Linked DNA regions of Homo sapiens: region 1 is linked to region 2. Evidence: chromatin loops called from intact Hi-C (ENCODE). Cell type or tissue: MCF 10A. All regions are shown on one strand. Each heading gives the region's core, and the rest is flanking DNA. Links, peaks and the distances in the headings are about the cores only. Region 1 overlaps ROR1 (receptor tyrosine kinase like orphan receptor 1). Region 2 overlaps LOC105378771 (a long non-coding RNA gene).

Region 1 (9,219 bases), core at 620-8,619, 470 kb after region 2:
TGATCCTCATAAAGAGGAGAAGCATCACTTTTAATAAAATTTTAGGAAAAAAAAGTCTTCACACTCAAATTAACTAATCCTCTTATCTAATAAATGGAGTAGCGTAATTGGGCTGACACAGAGCCCTCATTTTTTTTTCTGCTTTACTGTTTAAATTTTTTTTATCTAAAAAATCTTGAAAAGATTTTTGCTATTATAAAGTCATATTTATTAATAGGATTTGGAATTCCTTAAATGCTAAAAATTCAGTGTATATATTCTGTATTCAGCAAAACCACTGATCTCTTGCTGAGTGTGAATTTTTATCATTAAAAACAAGCAAACAACAAAAAAAAAACCCTACAAATCCTGAAGACCATAGAGTTCACACAGTAGCCTGGAGGATGGGCAGGGTAGGGATTCAACTCTTTTGACATCCCAGCTTCTAGCTAGCTGATTTACATATATTATAGCATTTTATATAATATCACATTTAATCCTTACTACTTAGTGCTACTATAAAAGTAGTGAAAGCAAATGGATGGGGGTTAATATTGCTACACATTCACCTAGTTGACCTGGCAGATACTTTTACCTAGCTCATGACTTCAAGCTTCTAGTGTAAGAGTCATTGTTCCATGAGACTCTTTCCCTTTCATTTCTGTTGGTAAATGTTGAGAAGTCTTAGAAACACCAGAACTCTGGGCGGGGGAGAGACCTAGATCATTTTGGTTACAGCAGACGGCAGTTTGGTGCAGTAGCCACCATCCTGGAAAGATGTACTCCTCATTGCCAGGGCAGGAACCATGGAAGAATCATTTCCATTTTTAGAAATTATCAATTTTGTGGGTTAGCCTTAATCTGCAATTGAATTACATTTTTAGTGGAGGTTTGTTTTATATCACATGATCTCCAACAGAAATTCCAGAGAGCTTTGTGGCATAAATAGAAAAAAGGCTAATATATATATCGATGAATACAAACTGTCAAGAACAATACCAGGAGCTTTTACATCCATTATCACACTTAATCCTCACAGCTATTATATAAGGCAGGTATTATTATTACTATTGTACAACCAGGGTAATTGAGACACAAACAGACTAAGTAACTTCCCCAAGGTCCAAGAGCTAGTTATTAGAAGCAATAAAATGTGAATACAGGATCTTTCACCTTTTCTAAATAGAGCTGGCCCTTGCTCTTGCAGAATCCGTGATAACTTTTTCACAGAACAGATCAAGTTGGGAAGGAGGAGGGAGGGTTAGGCAAGCAACTGAGTGTGATCCCATTTGGTCAGTTTGTGCTTCAGAGTAACCACAGGCATTCTCCTGGCTTCTGACAAATATTTAAGGGGCCTGCATGGCAGTCTCTGAATGATGTAGCCCTAGCCCTGCCAGGGACATGTACAATTTGGCTAGAGCAATAATAGTTCCCCATCCTTCATGGTCAGAGACAAATGTGAAATATACTGGCATGAGTTTTCCCAGAGACTGGGTGAAGTAAACATTGTTTTCATAGTTTCTGGATCATTTCTGAGGTGTGCCTTGCTAAATCTCCCAGTGTCAAGATTTGTCCACTATGAGGCTTAGAGCTTAGCCTTAAACTCCTGAACCAGAGAAGTAGAAATGGCTTAAATATTTGAATGGGTTGGGGAGGGGAAAGGAAACAACAAAAACAAATGCTAACTTTTTTTTTTCTTACACTTCTAAGGGACTTGGCTCCGATCAAATTTGAGTTATTCAATTGTTTGTTTTGGTTCTTACTGAGTGCCTTTCCTGGAAAAAGCACAAAGGACTCTGTAGACCTTAAAGAAAATTCCTAAATGTAAACAGAAAATCTCTAAAACTGCTTTGGAAGGTCACTGACACATAAATATTACATGTACCTATAAAATCTAAAAGGAAAGGACACACATAAGAAAGAAACAAAGAAAAGTCCTGAAAACAAACACTCCACCAGAGCAAAATCAAAAGAATATTTGGAGGCGAGGATGAAAAAGGAATGAAGGATAGAAGCCAGTCTGCCCTAGCCTTATTCTTTTTTCCCCTTGGCCAATTCAAAAGTCAGAGACTCTAGGGTTCTTATTTATCCAAATGAATGTGCCCTTCAGGGTTTAAACTCTCTGCTTCCATCTCTCTTCACTTGCTGAGCCGCTAAAATTCTCCTGAGTGTTTGGATTGAGAAGAAGAGGCTCCTGTGGGAGATTAGAAACTGATACCCTTGAGAGAGGACAATAGGGAGCTGCCGACAGACTGGCTGACGAGGCCCGGCTTGGGTCCCCAGAGAGGTAGGACAGTGCAGTTGGAAGTAAAAGCTTTTGATGAGCCATGAGTTTCCTTCTGATCTGTGGGCAAAGGAAGCCAGTGGACCAGAGAGGCACCTTAACGCCGAACAATCAGGAAGATGGAGATGTCCTGGCTCCCATGCCAACTGCTCTGTGACTCTGAGAAGCCATCTAGCTTTTTGCAGTTCAATTTTCTCAGCTGTTCAGGAGAAGAAGTAGACTGCATTCAAGTATAAGACTGTTTATTTTCCTGTTATTTTGTTTAGCCAAAGATTTGAAGCCATTCAATCCTCTAACGAGTACTGTAGTGTTGCCTAAACTAAGCAGGATTTTCTATATTGCATTACAAATTTTACAATCTGAGTGAGGTTGTTTTTTCTTCTTTTAGTACAGCAGAAATTGAACCTTCTCAGAGGAGCCTGGAAACTCTAAATTCCCTTCTCTGTTTCTTTTCCTTTGCTTCTCCTTCCCTTGCCCCTACATCCCCTGCCAGGTATGACTCTGGAAAACAGCATTCTGTAAGCTTGCTTGGGTAAGGGAGAGAAGCTGTGGTATGTGCTACTGTGGGAGCAGGGAGGGGGCAGAGTCTCCCCTTCAAGAACAGGATGGGTCCCATTCAGCCCAGGCCTCCTGGCTCCTCACCTGCCTGGAGGTTAGGCAGACAGAGAGGTTAAAAGATGGAGGAGTCTGAGGGGCATGGTTGCTCACACCTGTAATCTCAGCATTTGAGGAAACCAAGCTGGACAGATCGCTTGAGCCCAGGAGTTCAAGACCAGCCTGGGCAACATGGGGAAACCCCATCTCTACAAACACACACACACACACACACACACACACACACACACACACACACAATTCGCCAGGCATGGTGGTGCATCTCTATACTCAGAGCTACTCGGGAGGCTGAGGTGGGAGGATTACTTGAGCCTGGGAATTTGAGGCTGCAGTGAGCTAAGATCATGCCACTGCACTCCAGCCTAGGCAACAGAGTGAGACTCATCTCAAAAAAAGAAAAAAAGATGGAGGAGTCTGAGAATGGGGGCGAGGAAGAGTCAAGGCAGGCCAGGGGTGTGAGATGCAGCCAAAGCCTGGACAGCCCCCATGAGTCGAACTCCTGCAGCTCCTGGCTGATGTAAGGAACATCGCAGGGGAAAGAAAGCAAGACTGGCCCAGCTTTCCAAAGCTGATGGCTGTGTTTTACTTCTCAATTTACCCTCATCTCTTGCCAGCTTCTCTCCTTTTTCACTTCCAGACAATTCATCTCTCCGTTTTCCTTTCCAGCCAAAGTAGTTGCTGAATATACTGAAATTTGATTACATTCTCTGGCCCTGTCCCTTTTGCCAGCAACATGCTTCCATCTAAAAGCCCTGCTGGAGTCTGGCTACCCTTTTTAATTTGCTGTTCTTACCAAATGTCACCACACTTCATGCTAAAATATCCTCGATAATTTTTCCACTCACTCCTTAAAGCTATTGTCTCCCAACACTTCTGAGCTCACCATTCTATTAACATGGGCCTCTTGGGAAGCACCAGTGATGTTATTTAATCCAGTGACCTTTGCCAAGTCTTCCTCCCCTTTAATTTCTCTGGAGCCTTTGATATTCTTAACCACCATCCTGAAATATATTTTTTTTTCCCCTTGACTTTCCTCCTATCTGCTTCCCACACTTCCTTCACTAGTTCTTTTAATTCCCTTAATGGGAGCATCCTCTGACATTCTTTTCCTCTCTCATTCTCTTGAGCTGATTTCATCCTCTGGCATTGCTCTAGCTCCCCCTTGAGTGTAATGATTTCCCAACCTGGAAGGCCCAGTTTCAAGTTATAAAATTCTTGCCACCAAAATCCTGCCACCCAAAAGTCCATACTATCGGGGCCTAGCTTACCTTTCCAGCCACACTTTTCTCTTAGTTTATTTCTGGAAAGTAGTCTGATACACTTCAAAGAGCAAGAGTGTAGAGACAAAGAGATATGATTACAAATCTTGGCTCTGCTGTCAACTGGCCACAAGATCTTAAGCAAATAACTAACTTCTCTGAACCTTTTATTTTCTCATCCATAAGGCAAGGATAAGAATAGTACTTAAAAGGGATATTTTTTACACTTTGAGATAGCATGTCTGGCACCTCACAGGTACTTAATAACCAGAAATTACTATTATTGTTATAACTGATGAGTACAGATCTTTTTTTTAACTTTTATTTTAAGTTAAGGTGTACAAGGGCAGGTTTGTTATGTAGGTAAACTTGTGTCATGGGAGTTTGTTGTACAGATTATTTGATCACCCAGGTATTAAGCCCAGTACTCATTAGTTATTTTTCCTGATCCTCTCCCTCCTCCCAAGCTCCACCCTCTGAAAGGCCCCAGGGTGTGTTGTTCCCCTCTGTGTGTCTATGAGAACAACATTTAGCTCTCACTTAAAAGTGAGAACATGCGGTACTTAGTTTTCTGTTCCTGTGTTACTTTGCTAAGGATAATGGTCTCCAGCTCCATCCATGTCCCTGCAAAGGATGTGATCTTATTCTTTTTTATGTCCACATAGTATTCCATGGAGTATATTGTATGTACCACATTTTCTTTATCCAGTCTATCACTGATGGGCCTTTAGGTTGATTCCATGTCTTTGCTGTTGTGAATAGTGCTGCAGTGAACGTATATGTGCATGTGTCCTTATAATAAAATCAGTTATATTCCTTTGGGTATATACCCAGGATTTAAATTGCTAGGTCAAATGCTATTTCTGTCTTTAGATATTTTAGGTTTCCACAATGGCTGAACTAATTTACACTCCCATCAACAGTGTATAAGCGTTCCTTTTTCTCTGCAACCTCGCCAGAATCTGTTGTTTTTTGACCTTTTAATAATGGCCATTCTGACTGGTGTGAGATGGTGTCTCATTGTGGTTTTGATTTGCATTTCTCTAATAATCAGTGATGTTGAGCTTTTTTTCATATGTTTGTTGGCCACACGTATGTCTTCTTTTGAAAAGTGTCTGTTCATGTCCTTTTTATGGGGTTGTTTTTCTTTAAATTCCTTAGAAATGCTGGATATAAGACTTTCACCGGATGCATAGTTTGCAAAATTTTTCTCCCATTCTGTAGGTTGTGTTACTCTGTTGATAGTTTCTTTTGCTGTGCAGAAACTCTTTAGTTTAATAAGATCCCATTTGTCAATTTTTGCTCTGGTTTTGATTGCTTTTGGTGTCTTCGTCATGAAATCTTTGCCTGTGCCTATATCCTGAATGGTATTGCCTATGTTGTCTTCCAGGATTTTTATAATTTCGGGTTTTACTTTTTTTTTTTTTTTTTTTTTGAGATGGAATCTCGCTTTGTCACCCAGGCTGAAGTGCAGTGGTGTGATCTCAGCTCACTGCAACCTCCACCTCCTGGGTTTAAGCAATTATCATGCCTCAGCCTCCTGAGTAGCTGGGACTACAGGCATGTACCACCACACGTGGCTAATTTTTGTCTTTCTTCATAGAGATGAGGTTTTGCCATATTTCCCAGGCTGGTCTCAAACTCCTGGCCTCAAGTGATTCACCTGCCTTGGCCTCCCAAAGTGCTGGGATTACAGGCATGAGCCACTAGGGTTTTACATTTAAGTCTTTCATCCATCTTGAATTAATTTTTGTACATAGTATAAGGAAAGGGTCCAGTTTCAATCTTCTGCATATAGCTAGCCAGTTATCCCAGAACCATTTATTTTACTAGGGAATTCTTTCCCCACTGCTTGCTTTTGTCAGGTTTGTTAAAGATCAGGTAGTTGTAGGTGTGCAATCTAATTTCCGAGTTCTCTATTCTGTTCCATTGTTCTATGTGTCTGTTTCTGCACCAGTACCATGCTCTTTTGGTTACTGTAGCCCTGTAGTATAGTTTGAAGTCAGCTAGCATGATGCCTCCAGCTTTGTTCTTTTTTCTTGGCTATTTGGGCTCTTTTTTAGTTCCATGTGAATTTTTAAATAGTTTTCTCTAGTTCTGTGAAGAATATCAATGGTAGTTGAGTAGGAATAGCATTTAATCTGTAAATTGCTTTGGGCAGTATGGCCATTTTAATGATATTGATTCTTCCAATCTATGAGCATGGAATGTTTTTTCATTTGTTTGTGTCATCTCTGATTTCTTTGAGCAGTGTTTTGACTACAGCTCTTTTAATGAAGCAAATGCTGTGCAAACATAGATTAATGAAGCAAATGCTGTGCAAACATAGGATACTGTGGGCTGGGGAGGAAGCTATAGGATCCAGCAATGCACAGCATTAACTGGGGTGAGGACACAGGCAAGAGAATCCCAGCAAAGATTATAGAGGTAGCTCTTTGGACAGCTCTCGTATTCCTTGTGTCCATCCTGTTAGCATACATTCTCCTGCCCCACACCCTGCTCACATCCTGGATAAAATCCATCAGGGTGGAGAAGGTCTGACAGTGAGGGCTGGGAGGCTGCCCGGTACATAACCTCAGCTTAAACCAATGTCTATAGAAACTCTACTTCTGGGAAAAACAAGTCCTATAAATGACTATATTATAAATTGGCATCATAAACGGACTAAAGTACTTCAATATCTCAATAGAATCTTTGTAATAACCCTATGAAGTAGGTACTAATTTAAGTCTGATTTTTAGGATGAGAAAACTGAGGCTTCAGATTCAGAATTGGCCCAAAGTCACAAATTATTAAGTGACAGAGCCAAACTTGAACCCAGGTCTGCTCAGGTGCAGAGCCCAGTGCTTTTCTATTTGCCTCTACTGCCTTTATTTTCAGGCTGACTGAAATATATGAGCCCAAGTTATGAGCACGTGATGGCTCAAGCTGACATTAAAATTACTGGCATCTGTTCTGTCTATTTCCAGGCAGAATAGAACCTCTCCCATTGGCATTATAAAGTAACTCAACCACAGAATCAACCCTGCTCACCACCAAACATTCAAGCTAACTATCAGAAAGTTACGTTATAGAGAAAAGAAATGCTTCTGAAGTTAAATCACTTCCAGAGAAATGCAGCTGAACTCCAAGCAAGTGTGGCAAAATATTGGTTGAAACTCCCTCTAGAACTTGATTGCATAAGCCAGAAGGCACTTAATCCAGCTGTAGTCTTTGAAAATGTCCATAACCTCCCAAAACAAAATGGCTGTGGCCTCTAAGCTTTTAAAATGTAATCATTTCCATTTATGAGTAGAGTCAATTGTTTCATAATTCTAACACTGTTTACCTAAGAACCAGTAAAATGCACAAGAAAGGAAAATAGGTTTTGGAGTCAAGCAGATCCATGTCAACAGCCAAGTCTAGGTACTAAGAAATCTTACATCTATATACTCTCCAGGGCTCTCATGCTCAATTCAGGTGAAGGTTGCCATGGACAGGTTTTGTTCATCTATCCCAGTCAACTAGCTAGCAGAGACAACAGAGCATCAACGGAGTGAGGTCTAACTCAAAAACCAGAGAGCTCTTATACCTTGAGCATTTCACTTTTGCATCAATGGTCCTCATGCTTTTAAAATGTAGAGTCCTTTGAGGATCAGATGGAAAGTCTGCCTCCTCTTCCCAGAAAGCTCTGCAACTTTGGTGTCAGACATTCTTGGATTTGAATCTTGGCATCACCACTTAATAGTTGTGCTTCTTTAGGCAGGCTACTTAACCACTGAATGCCTTATGTCCTTATCCATAAAATGGGGGCAGTCGTAATATGAATCTCACAGAATTGTGATAAGGATTAAATGGGTTGATGCATTAAGCACTTTATGTCCGAGAGCAGACAAGGAGTATAGTGTGGTCATTAGCAAGGCAGGCTCTGGTGTCTGAATTGACCACCTACCAGCTGTGAGACCACTTAACTGACCTGTTCTTTGGTTTTTCCATTTGTAAAATAGGTGTGAGTCATAGTTACCAATCTCATGGGGTTAGTGTGAGGATGAAAGGAGCTAATATGTGTAAAGTACTTACAGCCTAACATATAAGCATTCAAAAAATCATAGCCATTATTAGGATCTCAGTGTCTGGCACATGGCAGATATTTAATAAATGGTAGGTATTGTTAAATTCAGATTACAGATATCTAGGATAGGAGCCATGTCTTCTCTCTTCATGGTTCTTTCATGGCCCCTCATATAGTAGTCTGTATGTATATTCTTCAGTATATTGTATATACAGTATCAGTTGACTGACTGATGCAACTAGCTATTAAAATATATCCTAAATGATTGGCTCTAATTGAAACTAAAGGAAACTGGTGATATGGCCCAAGCTATGACTACAAGTAGTCATGTAGTATATAAACCTAATAAATGCTGGTTAATGGTTCTTATATTTTTCTCTACCTGATATTTCCAAAGCATCTTTTCAAGCAAGAGTATTGTTTTCTCTCAGTTGGATAAGTTTAAATTGCCCAACTAGGTTCATCAGACACATTGTGGTCATTCATCATGCAGAGAGAAGGGACCCAGATCACTAAGGAATTGACTGATCCAGAAAACTACATCCATTTATTCCAGGGGCTCTCAAAGTGAGGCCTCTAGGCCAGCAGGAGTCTCCTCAACTGAGAACTGTCAGAAATGGACAATCTCAGACCCACATAGGAACTCTTGAGGTGGAGCCCAGCAATCCCAGCAATCTGTGCTTTAACAAGTGGCACTGATGCCTGCTCTGATGTAGACTATGCTGGTCAGTACTTGAGATTCAGGAAGCAAGTCAGCCCATAGGGAATACCAATCTCAGAGAAAACTGTGCTTCCAAAGAGAAAAAGGACCTGGGATAGCCCTCCTATTACCAAAAATACTCCTCTAATTTTAGTAGGGCCAGGGTCTGCTCATCATTCCTCTGATGGGGTGTATTAGTCTGTTTGAACACTGCTGATAAAGACATACCTGAGAATGGAAAGAAAAAGAGGTTTAATGGACTTACAGTTCCACATGGCTGGGGAGGCCTCACAATCATGGCAGAAGGCAAGGAGGACCAAGTCACATCTTA
Region 2 (9,219 bases), core at 838-8,837:
GGGGTCCCGCATGCCTGCTTGCTCCTAGTCCCCAGCAAGGCTGCTCATGTCTTGGGGATTTCTCTATCAAGACTCTTATTCTCCCACCCAGGGTCTGGGGAAGGGTTGAGGGTCAGGTGGGGACGCAGGCGGTTGCAGAAGTCATGTCCTAAGTCTGAGTCATGTGCAAGGCTCAGCTTGGCATCTGGCTGTGGAGCCCCAAAGCTCTTGTCTATCAGGGTCTCTTAATGCTGAAGGGAAGGCAGCCCAGATAGCACCAAGAGGGCAGGTGAAGGTGAATACAGGGACAGCCAGGCAGTGGCCAGCCAGGATGCTGAGTTACACAGGGGACCGAGACATCATGGGATTAAATTGGCAAGATGTAAACTGGTTCTGCTCCCACCGAGGGAGATGGCGACCGTCAGTGGGAATGGAATGAAGCACACACTTGCTGGCCCAGGCTAATCTCTGCTGAGTTTTTGTGAAACTCAAAAATTCTTATGTGTGGGACTCATGCATAATCTGCTGAAGTTCTAAAAACCACAGGATGAATGCATAGTTCGTGCTATTTGCCGGGAACTTTCTAATTTTCAAAACCTTTTAAAGTGCCTTTTTAAGAAGTCCACTTTAGGAAGTCAGCAAGGAAAACCCAAGAGGGAACCAGAACTCTAGAAAGGGTGGAAATATTGTCAAATTTTCCTGAACATAGATTCTGCTTTGGCCAGTAAACAAGAAGTAGTAATTGGGTCATTTCTGTAAACAGTATTTATTCATAGGAAATCAGCATTTACTTATGACATTTGTTCATAGGAAATCCCCAGCCCCACTTAATAGCTGTTAAGTAAATAATTCAAAAATAATATCTGATAGCACAGCAAATGATTGGAGCCAGGGTGTGCCTCTGAGGGCAGGGATGTAGCTCATCTTGAGGGGGGCTTCCTCACAGACAGGCTCCAAGACTAAGATTCTAGTGCAAATGGTTTATTTAGGAAGTGGTCTCAGGCAACTCTTGTAGGGGAGTAGGGAGGCGAGGCAGGGTAGGGAAGGAGACCAGTGAAGAATGAATTTTTTAAATCACCTTACCATCTGGGAAGCTGGAGCTTAACTCCACTGGGGACACACTGGGAGCTAATGTCAAATACCTGCCTTAGAGTTTACCTGCCTGAGGAGTGGGGGAGCTAGAGCTGCCCTGGGGGTGTTAATTCTAAGACTTGTCTATTCTGTCTTGTACATGGGTATGGCAGGTTTCCTCCATTTAAAAAAAGAAAGGCCTTAAAGCAAAGACATATGGGTGCTGAGAGTCTGTTGGGCCAGTTAACCGCAAAATGAGAAGACCTGAGGGGGCATAGCAGCTCTGCCACCCTGCGGTATCACCAGCCCCTAGCACAGTGCCTGGCCACAACAGGCAGCCTGTATTTTTCCACTAAATGAATGAATCCACAACAGCACCCATTTTAGAATGGCCACAGTGAAGGCTGGAGAGGTAACCCAACACACAATAGCAGGGCACCCATGTGCAGGCATTTCTCCACATCCCAGGCTTTCCGATTTTACCTTTGTGCCAGGCACTGTGATAAGCACTTTCTATGGAAAGTTTGATTGAATCCTAAAAACAAGTAGTAGGTTAGAATAGGTCAAACTGGTTTAATACTTACAATTTCATATGCTTCTACCGTATACATGAATTAGGTCTTATTATTTTTTACATTGTACAGATGAAAACTCTGAGACATGAGAGAGTAAGCAACGTAATTATGGTCTCACAGACGGTGTTTCTCAAACTGTAATGTGCACTGGGGACCTTGTGTAAGTGCAGATTCCGATTCAGTAAGTCTGGGGACCATTTGAGATTCAGCATTTCTCCAAGTTCACAGGTGGTTCCTGCTGGATGGACCACATGCTTTGAGTAGGTGATTTGAGTTTATCTGACTCAACTCTAGAGCTGAGATGGGGATCAGGTAAGGAGACTACCAAACAAGCATCCTGTAATATGTTAATGTTTTTCATAAAGGAACTTTTCTTTGATCCAACTTTAGTGCCTACTATACATTGAGCATATGATAGGCACACATTTGCCAACCAGAAGACTCCAGGATCTTTCTCTTTCATCTCCCTCCCTCCCTTCCTTCCTTTCTTCCTTCCTTTTTTCATTCTTTTTCTCTTTCTCTTTTTTTTTGACTTCTCTTTTCCTTTGCTCATTATAAATTCATTAAATTTTTTTCAGATGCAAGTAATGCAAGTAGCAGAAACTGATTTTGGTTTAGTTGAGTCAAAAGGGTAATTAATTGGAAAATCTTCCAATGTGGGCTCACAAAATTTCCAGAAAGTCTGGAAGACCATGTTTGGAACAGAGGCTAGAGCCAAGGTGTATTAGTCAGGGTTCCGTAGAGGGACAGAACTAATAGGATAGATGTATATATAAAGGAGAGTTTATTAAGGAGTATTGACTCACACAATCACAAGGTGAGGTCTCACAATAGACCATCTGCAGGCAGAGGAGCAAGGACACCAGTCTGAGTCCCAAAGGTGAAGAACTTGGAGTCCAATGTTTGAGGGCAGGAAGCATTCAGTGCAGGAGAAGGATGTAGGCCAGAAGACTAAACCAGTCTACTCTTTCCATGTTCTTTTGCCTGCTTTTATTCTGGCTGCGCTGGCAGCTGATTAGATTTTGCCACCCAGATTAAGGTGGGTCTGACCTTCCCAGTCCACTGACTCAAATGTTAATCTCCTTTGGCAACACCGTCACAGACACACCTAGGAACAGTACTCGGCATCCTTCAATCCAATCAAGTTGACACTCAATATTAACCATTACAATATTACAATATTAACCATTACACAAGACAACTCCAGAGGGCCAAGACGCTTGGAGATGCTGGAGCCCCAACTTTCACTGCCTGGAAGGTGCTATGTCTGGGGCATGGCCTCCTGATGGAAGCATGGACTCTCCAGCCAAGCTTATCCCTGGGTCTGTGCCCTTCACCCCCACAACTGCTACTATAAAATAACTGTAATGACCTTTCAAGTTTCACCATCCCCTCATGAGTCAAAGAGTATTCAACTGGCTGATGTTGGCTTACATGCCAGGTTCGTGGCTGCCAGGAGACCAGGAGAAGGAGGCAGGGCACTGTCCCTTCAAGCTACCCACAACAGGTGTTCCCCTAATGGAAAGGAAGATTGATGCTAGACAGTACAACCTGCAAATGTCCATCACAGCTATGCTGACTAGTTTCTTTGATTCTGCCTTCTAGAAAAAAAAAAAAAAAAACTCAGCTGCCCTGCAATTACCAAGAACCTCAAAGAAAAAAGTGAAAAGCACAGCCTGAGAGTCTGAGAGCCTAATGACCTTGATTTAAACAATGTCAGGCATTTAATTCTGCTCAGCTACAGGAAAAAGAGGAAAAGGGAAAAAATAGTTTTTACCCTGATTTTAGAATCTGCTGATGAAAATTTTGAAGCACTTCTTGATGACGAAACCAAATGTGGCTTTCTGCAGCTTGCCACCAGCTGAGAGACATATAGAAAATCTCCCTCTCTTAGCCAGGCGCGGTGGTTCATGCCTGTAATCCTAGCAGTTTGTCTGGGAGGCCAAGGCGGATGGATTGCTTGAGCTCAGGAGTTTGAGACCAGCTTGGGCAACATAGTGAGACCTCGTCTCAAACAAAAAAAAAAATTAAAAGAAAATCTCCCTCTGGAGCTCCCTTCCTTTCATGCTTTAATTAATTTCCACATACATGTATTCAATGAACATTTATTGTGTAACTACTCTGTCTCCAGACCTGTGCTAGGTGCAGAGGAAACAATGATGAAAAATAGAGTTCCTTAGGAGAAGCTCTGATGGAGTGAAATTGTAGGATATGAATATGATACAATGAAAGTAAGAGTTGCTGTAAAATTAGTCCTGGAGGGCCCTGAGAATTGGGGAAAGATTTTTATTTAGGTGAGTAAATCGAGCCTGCCACCGGCTGGTAGATTTACTGTTGAAAACAAAATGTTCTTAGCTACAAAAGCAGCTGAATATTTTAAAGGCAAAAAGCTTCCACGCCCTAGCCTTATAGAACAAGTCACCTTCCATTTGTCACCAGTAGAAGGCGACAACACGATGGATTAAAGCTGGTCCTTAGCGAAGGAAACCAACAGGCAACATCTGACTTCTGATGTAAGAGCTGGAAAAATAGTCTGGCAGTAAAATCTTTTCTTTCTTGCTTGCTTGCTTTTTTTTTTTTTCCTTGTACAAAGCTATTTCAAAACTTTACAATCTGTTCTCAGGGAGTAGGCCCTTATGTTATTGAGGAAGGAAATTCACATAAAGAAATCAGGTCCAGTGTAAAATCAATGGGACTTAAGCTACAATAAAAGTCTAGGGGACCAAAAACCTAACAAAAATATTCCTCACTGTTAAGATATAATGTGTCTCTATGCACCAATTGATTAACAGTATTTATAGAGCAACTACTTGGTGGCATTCTAGGGACTCAGGGGTGTTTAAAAAAGGTAATCCTTCAAGAGAGATATGAATTTCAATTTTTTTTTTCTTTTAAGCACATGACATTTTTATTTTGGGCTGTACTTTATAAGGTATGAAAAGTAAATGGGATTTGCAATCACCATTTCTGCAATGTACCTTTGGGCTGCTGGTTTATACAAACACCTCCATACTAAAAAAAAAAATGCAAAATTAATTCTGTAGTTGAGTCATCTTATTAATCAACCAATTAATCAATACTGCATAAGCACTCATGTGTTGGGATACCGAGGTTTCAAAGGCACGTTTTCTGTTCAGAAGGAAATTGTGATCCAGCTAGAGAAGAAAAACATAGGAACAAACATGCTATTTAATAACAAGTAAAGGGCCTGGCGCGGTGGCTCACACCTGTAATCCCAGCACTTTGGGAAGCCAAGGTTGGTGGATCACTTGAGGTCAGGAGTTCAAGACCAGCCTGGCCAATATGGTGATGGACTGAGACTGACTCAAAAAAAAAAAAAAAAAAAAGAGATAAATAATATGAGGATTGCCACTTAAAAGGCACTCCAACATATTGCAAACTCTGTGAGACCAGAGACCATGTTGACTTGTTCATCAAACACCTTTTCAAAGAGCTGGCATTTAGCATAAGTTCTAAGCATATTTACAGAGTCAATGAATCAACACACAAATGAATAAATACCATCTAAAGGGTAAAGAATAATTCATTAATGAAATAATATGAGGGCCAGGCATGGTGACTTACACCTGTAGTCCCAGCACTTTGGGAGGCCGAGGCAGGTGGATCGCTTGAGGTCTGAAGTTCGAGACCAGCCTCGCCAACATGGCAAAGCCCCATCTCTACTAAAAATACAAAAATTAGCCAGGCATGGTGGTGGGTGCCTGTCAATCCCAGCTACTCGGGAGGCTGAGGCAGGAGAATTGCTTGAACCTGGGAGGCAGAGGTTGCAGTGAGCAGAGATCCTGCTACTGCACTCCAGCCTGAGTGACACAGCGAGACTCTGCCTCAAAAACAAAAAACAAAAAACCACCAAGAAAAAGAACCAAGTGAGTGGTGGTTTGGATGGACAGTTGGGTGATGGAAGGCTGTCTAGAGCAGGGGGTGAAGCATGGGCTTTCAGATCAGGGGGTACCACCTGTGCTTGGGGATGACCCTGGGCAAGTCATCATCCTCACTGGGAAGCCAGTGGGGCTGGGTTTGATCCTGGATGCATGACCTAATCTCTGTGAGAATCTGAATAAGTTCACCATTCTGAGACTCAGGTTTCTTGTCAGTTCAGTGAAAATGATAGTAACAGTACCAACTTAATGGGGTTGTTGTGAGGATAATCTAGATAATCCATGGAAAGAATTTAACCCACTGTGTAGTACACGACTAGCTCTTATATTGATGGGGATTTCATTCCCTTTTCTGTAAACTGGGGATAACAATAGCCCACATTTAATAGGCCTCTTGTAAAGATTAAGTAATAAATGTAAACACATTTTACATTTATTACATATAAATAATGCATGAATGTAAATTGCCAAGCACAGTTCTTAGCATACAATAAGTATTCAAGAACTGCTGCTAGTGAAAGTAAAGACCGCTTATGCCAGGGTAGTCAGGGGAGGCTTCTTGGAGGAAAAGAGGCTTGAAGGATGAATCATCTTTGGAAAGAATACAGATGCAGGCATTCTAGCAGGGGCCCAGGCATATAAGCAAGTTATGGAGATAGAAATATGAAAGATGTGTGTTCGAGAAAAAACAGAATCCCTAAAGCAAGCACCTCATCAAATCAGAAACTTAGAAAGGCCATTAGACTTATGGATGGTCACACTTGCAGCAGCCAAAATTGAGACTGGGTCATGAGATGAATCACTTCAACAAGCCACTTCCCTCTCTGGGCCTCAGCTTCTGGGTTGGTAGAGTTAGACAGGAGTGGTTCCTCATCAGGGACTCTTTCAGTGCTAACATTCTGTAAATACAAGTTTGTTCCCACAGTACAGTGTGAGCACACATGTTTATGCAACCCCAGAGGACTTTAAAATTGATGTGTGAATGTCTTCAGTGCTTATACCATGGAGGCTAGGTTTCCTTCAAGCCATTCATTCATTCATCCATTTTTCTAAACATTTACTAAGCTCCTACTATGTGCAAACACTGTTATAGATGCCAGGGCTTTCTAAAACCAAGATCTGACTGCATCCCAGCCCTGCTTAGATACTTTCAATGACTTCTGGTTGACAAGTGCAAACTCCAGGCCACATAACCATGTCCTTCCCTATTGCCATGCCTTGCTTTTGTTCCTGCAGTTTCCTCTCTCTAGATTGTCCCTCCAAGTCATCTAGACTAGCCAGCATCTAACGATCCAGACTCCTTTAAAATTTTCCTTCCCTTCTGAAGCCGTCATAAAATCTGCTTGGTCCTTGTCCCTAACCCAGACTGGTGTAATGCTTTCTCTGTGCTCACACAGCACTTTGTATCACCTCTGGTTACTGTGCTTGGCACTTTTTCAGTTCATTGTTTGTGTGGCTTTCTTTCCTGCTAGATTTTCAATACAATGAGGCAGTGACAGTGTTTTATTCATCTTTGAAACCTCAGCACCTGGCGTACTGCTTGGCACATGAGCAATAATTAAACATTTGATGAATGAGTTTGTTGAAGCTTTAGAAGTGGATGGGAATGGTGATATGAATAATATGACAATAATAGTGACTATTTTATATCACGTACTTCTTACACATCAAATTCTGAGCCAAGTGCTCTACATTCATGATCTGTTTAGTTTTAATCCTCACAACATGCTGTGAGGTAGGGGCATAGGGGATTGGTGAGACACGGTGTCTCTGGAGTTAGAGAGGCCAGGGTTTGAATTCTGGCTCCATGAGTGCCTTGTACACTCTTGTACTTTGTGCCTTGCAGTAGGGAGCTTGGTTAAGGAGATGAGTGGGGCTAAATGCTCCCTGTGCTTACCAAACCAAGTACTCTGAAATGGGGCTGCACCTGCCCAGAGGAAAGCCGGTGCCTGCCCATAGGGTGCCCTTTTTGGAAGTGGACGAGAATGGTGATTTCATATTTGAAAAAGGGCATGCTATGGGCAGGCACTGGCCTTGTCTAGCTCCAACCCATGCCAGCCATGTGGCATTGCACAACTTACTTAACCTTGCTTTTTGCCTAGCCTTTCTCATCTTTATAATGAGATTATGACACCACTAACCTCACAGAGTTTTTGTTAGGGTTAGGCAGGATAATGCATGTGGTATGCTTGGCACTTGTCTCAGATACATATTCCATAGACGCTAGTTTTTATTATCTGTAGCAATAATAGCCCTATTTGCCAAATAAGCAAATTTAGAGAGAAAAGAGTTGGCTGAGAGCAGAATATGGGGGCACTCCTCCATTTAGAGGCAGCAGAAAGAACCAGGAGAGAGAAGGGCTGAAAACATTGTGCAAGGGTGAGTTAGAGGAGAGGCTGGTCAGGTGTCAGGAACTTCTGAAAGATTAAGCTGGAAAAAGCCTGCGAACAGTCCCTTGGAGCTGACAGTTAGAGATCACTAATGATCTTTGAATGAGAAGTATCATGACAGCAGTGGGAGAGGAAGCCAGATTGCTGTGGGCTAAGGTGTCAATGAGTGGTAAGGCAGAAAGAGTAACTCTGACCTATTCATCAGAAATTAACTTGTGAAGTGCTTGTTTCTGTGCCCCCAAATTCATATGTTGACATCCCCAACCCTAAGGTGATGGTATTAGGAGGTGGGGCATTTGGGAGTGATTGGGTCATGAGGTTGGAACCCTCATGGATGAAATTAGTGCCCTCATAAAAGAAGCCTGAGGCTGGGCGTAGTAGCTTATGCCTGTAATCCCAGCTACTCGGGAGGCTGAGGCAGGCGAATCACTTGAACCTGGGGAAGCAGAGGTTGCAGTGAGCTGAGATAGCACCACTTCACTCCAGCATGGGTGAAAGAGCAAAACTCCATCTTAAAAAAAAAAAAAAAAAAAAAAAAGAAGCCTGAGACAGACCTTTTGCCCCTTCTGCCATGTGGAAGGTGCTGTCTATGAGCCGAAAATTGGGCCCCTACCAGATACTGAATCTGCCTTGATCTTGGACTTTTTCAGCCTCCAGAACTGTAAGAAATAAATTCTTGTTGTTTATAAGCTACTTGGTTATGATATTTTTTATAGAATCCCAACCAGACTAAGACACGAAGGGTCAGAGGCAAATAGGTCAGTTGCTTTAGGAGGATTCAAATTGATAAACACCTTCCACATACTTTATTTCTTTTTTTAAAATTTTATCCACATGCTTTATTTTAGGTAATAGGTATCCCCTTCAAAGGGCCAGATCAAGGGAGCTCCAGGGAGACATGGACCCCTGCCTGAACCCCATATCTATCTGTGGAATCTGGGTATCTCTCCATCTCTCCAGACTCCTGGGATGATAAGGAGGATGATTTATCTCAGCTACTCAAACACTGAATGGGACTATCTTGTATTTAAGGAGAGAAGAAAGTTGAATGTATTTTTTTTAGGCAGAGTACAGTCAACAGAATACAAAGCGATAGAAGGATGAGGTCAAGGACCCAGGTGGATGGATTCATCCTGGTGGATGGTGGGGATGGAGAATGCAAGGGAGAAGACAAATAGACAAGTCAAGGATGCAGCAGAAGGAAGATGAAGGACTCTCTGATGGTCTTTCTTGGAACAGAAAAATGTAAGGTCTGCGGAGAGTGCAGGGACCAAAAGGTGAAGGGCCGTGCATTGGTCAGGACAG

What was found. A loop is a pair of places that touch in the nucleus more often than their neighbours do. Peaks named below come from ENCODE experiments on the same cell type or tissue, not always from the same donor. Only the 100,000 strongest peaks of a DNase experiment are listed, where the experiment ranks them.
Region 1: a loop joins it to region 2, with 12 times the contacts of the local background. A loop is called at or near these places in 9 of 110 quality-filtered maps.

What each region holds. Positions count from the first base shown.
Region 1 is chr1:64,160,151-64,169,369 of GRCh38, forward strand. The region is part of intron 8 of ROR1 (receptor tyrosine kinase like orphan receptor 1); the gene reads left to right. Among named protein-coding and RNA genes, the nearest start is that of UBE2U, 39 kb to the right of the region's middle. In MCF 10A, for the core only: a CTCF peak has its summit at 4,076; no DNase peak of the experiment used is centred there.
Region 2 is chr1:63,688,043-63,697,261 of GRCh38, forward strand. The region is part of intron 1 of LOC105378771 (a long non-coding RNA gene); the gene reads left to right. Among named protein-coding and RNA genes, the nearest start is that of ROR1, 81 kb to the right of the region's middle. In MCF 10A, for the core only: a CTCF peak has its summit at 4,068 (motif pointing right); a DNase peak (open chromatin) is centred at 4,089.